2 separate regions of the Homo sapiens genome follow, and region 2 is linked to region 1. A link is a contact called in ENCODE Hi-C or POLR2A ChIA-PET data. All regions are on one chromosome and are shown on one strand. Each heading gives the region's core, a stretch centred on a gene start or an enhancer-like site at or near the end of the contact. The rest is flanking DNA. Distances are from core to core; before and after follow the strand shown.

Evidence for each region. Hi-C counts contacts between places; a loop is a spot of excess contacts on that map. ChIA-PET counts read pairs that join two places held with the same protein, here RNA polymerase II (POLR2A). Pooled maps may share reads with other maps.
Region 2: a loop to region 1 is called in a map of CD4-positive, alpha-beta memory T cell, with 8 times the contacts of the local background. The contact joins the promoter of CDK6-AS1 here to the promoter of ADAM22 in region 1. A Hi-C loop is called at or near these places in 1 of 168 maps with a recorded cell type or tissue (CD4-positive, alpha-beta memory T cell) and 5 of 50 pooled maps. POLR2A ChIA-PET finds 5 or more read pairs at or near these places in 2 of 52 experiments (GM12878 and OCI-LY7).

Annotation. Positions count from the first base shown.
Region 1 is chr7:87,932,131-87,936,286 of GRCh38, reverse strand. It overlaps ADAM22 (ADAM metallopeptidase domain 22), which reads right to left and starts at 2,036. Exons shown (of 32, transcript NM_001324418.2): 1 at 1,737-2,036; 2 at 1,101-1,261. The coding sequence starts at 1,821. RefSeq lists enhancers at 774-853, 864-913, 462-1,039, 1,040-1,617 and a silencer at 1,724-2,133.
Region 2 is chr7:92,834,716-92,838,781 of GRCh38, reverse strand. CDK6-AS1 (CDK6 antisense RNA 1) reads right to left here and starts at 2,299. Exons shown (of 2, transcript NR_110088.1): 1 at 2,219-2,299. It overlaps CDK6 (cyclin dependent kinase 6), which reads left to right and starts at 2,209. Exons shown (of 8, transcript NM_001145306.2): 1 at 2,209-2,304. RefSeq lists silencers at 1,907-2,266, 3,377-3,626 and an enhancer at 2,717-2,796.

The DNA of each region.
Region 1 (4,156 bases), core at 787-3,286:
ACTAAAATAATCTTTGATGGATATTATGTAGCCCTTTAAGCTAATTTCCCACCTTCTATTAACAAAATGTTAACAGTACCAACTACTTGGCTACAAATACAGATTTAAGTAATATTTTCTATTTTTACATATTTCACACATACAGATAAGTTAGTATAATTATCACATCATCAAGATATATCTTAAAGCACTGATGAATATATTTATACATGTGAAAAGGTTTGGCTTGCCATTGCTTCAGTAAAGTTTACAAAAATTTTCAAGTACATGAACAAGTCCTATCTTAATATGGACTTACAGGTGGGTGAACTGCCTGATCAGCTGATGTGTAGAAATAAAAAAATACACAGCCCCAGAAGTATTTACTTAAATTTGTCAATAAATTCACAGTAATTTTCAGGCATATCTGTGAATGTGTGATCTTGATTTAAATACAGATACAGTGATAAAAACTAGATTTTTAAAAACATAATTTATAAATGCTCAACAAACAGCACAGCCCTAATTAAACCAAGAGAACTGCTACCAATAAAGAAAGTCGGAGGAGGACACCTTTTCTAGAAGGTAGGGGTGAATGGGCATATCTCTGGTGTCCACAAATGTGTGCGAATAGAACCTTAAAGTTCAGCTTGTTTTTACAGTTGGGTTTCTTAAGAACGTCTAGCCTTGTTTTTTTCCAATTTTTTCTTACAGTGTCAACCTTGGGTTAAATCACTTATGAAGTCTCTTTGAGGAGTAAAACAACAACAATGATGATTCAAACCCTGCCCAAATACTACCTCCCTTCTCGCTGTGCATGCCTGGCTTTTGCTTGACAGATGTCAGAGGGCTCTCCGCCTGTTCTCTCAGCTCACCGCACTGCTGAAGGCACCCCGCACAAACTCCCCTCGGGCAAAGCCCTCGGCCTGTGGTTATTTTGGTTCTTTTTTGTACCCTTTTCCCCTTCTTTTTTGCACAGGGAGCGCCATGCATGACTCGCATCGGGACCCAACTCATTTCACCCAAGAAGACATGGGATCTCCAGGGCAACCGAGCGCAATCGTGGGGTCTCGGGTGGGCCGGGAGGCGCGGAGGACCACCTCCCGGACCGAGCCTCTCACCTGCGGGCCACCGAGGTCGCCCCGCACCCGCGTGTCGAGCGCGTCGTGCCGACTTTCGTCTTCGCCGCCCGAGCGGTAGATGAGGCGCAGTGGCACGATGCTCTGGCGCTCCACGAAGCGGTTTTCCTTCCTCTTCTCTAGCTCCATCAATGAGGCGTCTCCTCCAGGCAGGAACCGGGAAAGGAGGGAGTGGAGAGAAAAGGCGAAAATAATGACCCTGACCCTCACTCCTCCATCCTGCAGTCCTACGTCTCCCCTACGAAAATCCCCACCGCCCCCTCCCTCTCGGAACCCAACTGGGAAGGACGCAGAGACACCAGCCCGAGAGCCTTGGACCAGCTCATCCGAGAGCAACCAGGAGCGGGGCCCAGAAGCAGGGCACCCCTTTCCCATTCTCCCCATTCCTCTTCAGAAGGAGAAAAACAGGCTTTGACCGAAGGCTTCCAGTGCATCTGCGCGCCTCCACACATATATTTTTGCTCCACTTCTCACCACCCTCCCGAATTAAAAAAAAAAAAAAAAAAAATCTCCCCGCGCACTCGGGAAATGGGGATGCCCCCTTTTCAATACGCCTGAGGGCTCCAAAGATTCCCGGGAAATGGTATGGCCCAAAGGCACAGAGGACGGCTAACTTACCTGCCTGGCCGCAGCGCGCCGGAGGGCAGGTCCCCAGGACACAGAGCAGCAAGAAGGGCACGGACACAGCCACTGCCGCCTGCATGGTGCTGCCGTCAGCCCGCCTCGCCCGAGACGCTCAGCTCCTCATGCCGGCGCCGCCGAGTCCGTTTCCCTCGCTCCGCGCCCCCGGGGTCCCCGCGGCCACCTCCACCCAGCCCCGGCCGGTGCTGCGGCGGCCGTGGCGCTGCAACCTCCACCGCGGCTCAGTGCTGCATTGTGCTTCGCGGACGCTTCCGCTGGCGGGGGGAGCGAGCGAGTGCTGCATTGGGCGGTTGGCTGTAGCTAAGTGGTTTCTAGCGCCTCCCACCTCATCCCCTGGCAAAGGCTCGGGCGGGCGACAAGAGCTCGGCAGGGAGCGAGCGCCCGGTGCACTCGCCCCCCGCGCGCAGGCAAGGGCGCGCGCAGGAGAGTCAGCTGGGAAATGTAGTTCTCTCTCCGTGTCCCGCTTGTCTCCACGACGGCACGGACCGTCGCGACCTCGTGACTGTGAGGTCCTCTATATCCCACAGACTGGAAGGGCGGGAGGGAAGGGCAAAAGAAAGAGATCAGCACTGGACCGCCTCCTGGCATCCGAGATGCACCAACTGGGCCGTTACAGCAGCCAGTATTCATCTGCATCGTCCTTAAAGAGCTGTTCTGTTTACCACAGATTAGTAGTTACTTAAGTTATCCGGAGAACCATACCCTCACGAATACAGTGCTAGTGAATTATTCAACAAATACAGATTGAGGATATACTATGTACCCAGCGGTTGACAACCGGAAGGACACGGGGATCAGAGGCACCTGTTCTTGGGTAAAGTTGAGCAGACAGACCACTTTTTTTTACAATACAGTGTGAAAAGTGTCATGGTTATACCTAGAGGACCATTAATTCAGTCCAGGGAGTCAAAGAGGACCTCCCAGGGAAGGTCTCTGCAGGTAATAGAGGGATGATTTAGCTTAACTCTACGGGATATTTTTGTTCTTTATTGCCAGACAGCCTCAAAACTCTACCAGATATGGGGAACTCAGTTTTCTCAGGCTGCTTATTCCATTTTCCTCTGATTCAAAATGATAGAAATTCTTGAGTATAAAACAATAATAAAATAGTTATCTACATAAAGTAATACTTGTATTTTTTAGTTTTTCAAAGTTCACATGTATTATCTGATCCTTTGGTCAAGAATTTGATTATAACTATTACTCTGATTTTATATTTATGTATGTACGTATGTATGTATGTATGTATTTTTGAGATAGGGTCTTGCTCTGTCGCCCCAACTGGAGTGCAAGTGGTGAGAACACGGCTCACTGCAGCTCAAGCTCCTGGGCTCAAGCCATCCTCCTGCCTCAGCCTCCCAAATAGCTGGGACCACAGACATGTGACACCACACCTGGCTATTTTTTGTTATTATTATTACTTTTTGTAGAGACAAGAGTCTCCCCATGATGATCAGGATGCTCTTGAACTCTTGGGCTCCACCTTGGCCTCACAAAGTGCTGGGATTGCAGATGTGAGCCACTGCACATGCCTACTCCCATTTTAGAAAGGAAAAAAATTAAGATTTAGAGGTGTGCCTTTCAAATACTGTAGCCAGTAGTTACTTGAGGCTATTTTTTTTTTCCGAGTGTTTATTATTTATTTTTGTATTTCAATCGCTTTTGGGGAACAGGTTGTGTTTGTTTACATGAATAAGTTCTTTAGTGGTGATTTCTGAGATTTTGGTGTACCCATCACCCGAGCAGTGTACACTGTACCCAATGTGTAGTCTGTTATCCCTCACCATCCCCCACCCTTTCCCCTGAGTCCCCAAGTCCAATGTATCATTCTTATGCCTTTGTGTCCTCATAGCTTAGCTCCCACATATGAGTGAGAACATGCAAAGTTTGGTTTTTCATTCTTGAGTTACTTTACTTAGAATAATAGTCCCCATTTCCATCCAGGCTGCTGCGAATGCCATTATTTTGTTCCTTTTTATGCCTGAATAGTATTCCATGGTATATATATGCCACATTTTCTTTATCCACTCGTTGATTGATGGGCCTTTTGACTGGTGCCATATTTTTGCTATTGTAAATTGTGCTGCTATAAACATGTATGTGCAAGTTTCTTTTTTGTATAATGACTTATTTTCCTCTGGGTAGATACCTAGTAGTGGGATTGCTGGATCAAATAGTAGATCTCCTTTTAGTTCTTTAAGGAATCTCCATATTGTTTTCCATAGTGGTTATACTAGTTTACATTCCCACAAACAGTGTAAAAGTGTTCCCTTTTCATTGCATCCATGCCAACATCTATTTTTTTTTATTATGGCCATCCTTGCAGGAGTAAGGTGGTATCGCATTGTGGTTTTGATTTGCATTTCCCTGATAATTAGTGATGTTGAGCATTTTTC
Region 2 (4,066 bases), core at 1,050-3,549, 4.9 Mb before region 1:
AAGCAGGAAGAGTGAACAATGATAAATTAACATAAAAGATAGCAGTATCAGGAAAAGAAGAGGACAGAGAGTTAACACTCAGTACTAACATATATAATTAAATAAAGTTTCATTGTTTTTTACATTGTCCAAATGATCTAGTAACCTAAATCATGGAATTTCTGATCTAGCAATGGTTGTTGTCAAATTCAGTAACTAAAAATTCAACCCAGTGTAGAAAAGACACTTCTCTGTTAATTTAATATTTGTAGCTTACTATTTTTTTAATAAATGATTTATTCAAATAAATTCTAGCCATGATGTGCTGCTTCCTATTTGCTGGCAATTATTTCTGGATTATATAAACATGTTAATTACCAGCAAGTAAATCTTGTTTTAAAAGGCAAATGATAAGTGTGAACAATTATCAAAATGGAGGATTCCCACTTGTGTCTCTGGCTTAAAGTCTAATTAGTGACTTGTAGTGATCCAATATTTTTATGTAAATATAAAATCTAATGATTTGCCTTCTTAAATTTATAAGGTATATGAGATTATAGATAGCTTTATAAATACAAATTTTGTTCAGAAAACTGGATCTTATTTTAGAAGACATGCTCTTAACACAAATGTATTTTATGAATTATCTTAAGCTTAAAGACATACAATTATTCACTTTTATTTTTAAAGAAAAAAGTATTATAATGCATTGCAAAATATGTGCTACTGAAAATGCATCAATTTTTATTTCCCTAGCCTTACCTCACACTATAACATAGAATCAGTTTTATAAAGGCAAAAATTTGATTTACTGTGAGATTAGTAACATGGTTTTAAAGTCAAAAGATTTATAGAAGTAGTATTTCCAATTCAAACAGAATTTTGCCAGGTTTTAATTTTTCTACAAAGCACTTAAGTAAATAATTTTGTGAAAAGTTTTGCTTTAAGATGTTTTAAAGGGTTTCAAGTATTCTACAGATAGAGATTTTGGGGAGAACACCAAATTCTTTCCAAAAAGACAGCTATTTCAAGTTTTCTTTTACTCCATTGTAGAAAGTTTTAAAGACTTTTTTTTCTCCAAAATCTAATTTTCACCTGAAATAATTGTATTCAAGGGTTTCTCAGCAGGTAAAGTATACATTCTTACAAGGTTTCAAATTTCAGATTTCCAATAATGCATTTAAACTGAGCACTCCTCTTTTTGTGTATGTATCTACTATCTGCAGTTCTATTATTTACACTAAATTTTAGTCTTTTTAGCTCCTCTGAAATACGTTAGTGAACCCTCAGCAGTTACTAACCACTTAATAATTGTGAGCCCGCCAGCCCCTTCAAGTAGATCGTTAACCATAAGAGTGCCTGACAATTTCCAAACCATATCCTCTGTCTAAAAGGAAAAGATAGGGCTTTGTGAGGCAGAAAGGAAGCGAAGGAAAACAAAACAAATGTAGCTCATGCTGAAAGTGAAAAGTGCTTGGATAGATTAGTATTTTCTTTTCTGCAAGGCATCCTGCCAAACTTTTTCTTTATTTTTTTAAGAGAAGAGTTATTTTTTGGTCTGATTTTTCAGTTTCTTGGAAAGTATTGGTATTTACCACCCCCATTGGCCGCTCATAATTATTGTTGGTTGTTTTGTGTTTTTCCCATCCGTCCACGTCACACAGTGAGGATGCCCCCCGCTTCACCCTGTCAAAACCCCAACTCTGGGCGACCCTGGGTTTGGAAACTCCGCCGACTCCCGACGACACGTCCCACTCTCTCCCACTAATGCCGCTTATTTTAGTCGCAGGATCCCCCTACTACAGTTTCAGCGAAAGCCGGAAATTTTCATTTAACTCTCCCCCCCACCCCCACCCCCACCGCGCCCTTCTAGCCCCCGACTCGTAGAAGGGAGCTAGGGAGCCCGGAGCTCGGAGCACTGCCGGGACTCGGCCGCCTCATTTCTCTCCGGAAGGCTTTAATTTGCACACTTTCTTGCCACTGCGCCACGAGCCCCCAGCCCCGCCGGGGGGTGGGTCTCCGGCAGAGTTGGCTTCGCGGGTCCCTGCCCCCACCCCGCACGGTCGCCCCAGCTGCCTCCCCGGCTGGGGCCCCCAGCGCCGGCCGGAGCCCAGCGGCCCCCGTCCGCCCCCAGCGAGCGGCGCGGGCGGCGCCCTCCGCCGTCCCTCCGCCCTCCGCCGCTGTGCCCACCCCCTCGCCGGAGAGAGTGCTGGTAACTCCTTCCCCAGAGTCTGATTACCTGCTCCGCGAGGCCGCGGACACGTGCGGAGAGCCGACTGACACTCGCAGCCCCCTCGGGAGGCCCGACGCGACTGGGCCCCTCAGGTGAGGAGCTGTGCGCTCGGGTGGGTGGGCTGCGGGGTGGGGGGTCCCGGGGGAGATCTGGGGGATTGGCCGGGGTCCGAGGCAGAACTGTGGGTGGGGTAAGTGGAGGGTGGCGGGGGGTGGGGGGGACCTGTGTTTCCTTGGAATCGGCTTTGGTTAACCCCTTACGAACTGAGACGGGATTGGTTATGGGGGCCAGTTTTGGGGAGCTAGAGGATTCTCCTTATCTGATGAGAGGGGGAGATCCCAGCCTAGGGACACCCGCGACACCGAGATCCTGCTTCCACGTATCCGTACGCACACACACCCACACGGAACACGCCTCATACAGTTTCTCCAAACGGAACTGGAACTCTACTCGGACACTCACATAATAATTCACATTTAGGGTTTAAAATGCACTGCCTCTAGGGACTCCATGCTGGAGAATGTGCTTGCATTTCCCCCTCGAAAACTCCCTCTCCAGCTCGCTGAGGTGTGGGTGTGGGCTCCACCTTCCCCTCCACGAGATAAATGTTAACGCAGGCTTCCTGCGGGCGTGTTATACACAGAAAAGTGCACGCAGCCGGCCAGTGCCCAGGCTTGGAGCCCCGCGAAGACGCACGTTTGCTGTAGTTTCCAAGTTTACTTTTATAATTTAAAATATTGGAGTTAAACACACGCCCCGCAGTGAGCAGCCCTGGTCCCCGCAGCGCGCCCGTCCGTGTGCATATGGGCGCATCTGCGTGTGCGCACACGCGGGAGTCGCGGTCCCCGGTGTGGCCTCTTGTCGCTGTGCTGGTGGCGACCCTTGTGGTGCTTGGCAGGCTTCGGGAGAGGCGCATGAAGGATTTCATTGAGTGTGAAGACAGAGAGCAGAGACAGAAAGCAGAAGGAGGCGGCTGCAGCCTTTGTAGTCGCGGAGGAATGCGGAAATGTTGAAGCACTATGTCAAACTTTTTTTGAAATGGGGTCAAGTCACATTCAGCCAGCGTGGGAAAGCAACAACAACAACAAAAAAAAGTGGAGGAGAGGGGGGGAAAAGGCATTGCTGCTCCCGTTTCTCTCCGCCGAAGCCGACCGTCTGGGGGGCGAGTGGGGGGAGAGCCAGGGCAGTGCGGGGCCCGGCGGGGGCAGCAGGCGCAGTTCCCTGCGGGGGTGGGACGTCCCCGACGCTTCCTTCGCTGCGGAGCCCGGGGCTAGACTCGAGCGGGAGGGGGTTGGGGGGATGCAGGACAGGCGGGTTGGGCGGCCGGCGGCGGCTCCCCGGCTACCTGTGTGGCCCTCGACCTGGCTCAGACCCCCGGGCAGTCCCTGGGGGCTCTTTCCTCGGCTTTTAAGGAAAGTTCTGAATGTAGTGAGTGCCAGAAGCTCTGCTCTCGCCGCGGTCCGCTCCACCCGCTCATCGTGGGGGTCGCGCCGTTTGTTTAATTCCTGGCAAAAGGCGAGCGGGCCAGCGGTTGCGAGGCAGGTAATTCCGAGGTGCCCCGGGAATTCCGGACATGCGGCCGTCGTGGTGAAAGTCCTGCCGAGGCCGCGGCGGCCCTGGAGGAGGGAGGCCCCCTAGGTCCCAGATAGCTGCTGAATGGGGAGGGAAAGTTAGGGTACCCTACTCTGGCGCTTTGTTGTGCAGAGGGCTCCGGGGGCGTCCGGCTGCAGACTGGACCGGGCCTTTAGCCGGAGGGGGAATGGGGCAGCCACCTCTGCTACCTACAGCGGGGAGGTCCTGGGAATGGGAAAAGGTTCGCGAGTCCGGGCCCCGAGGACAGAGACCTTCTCTCTC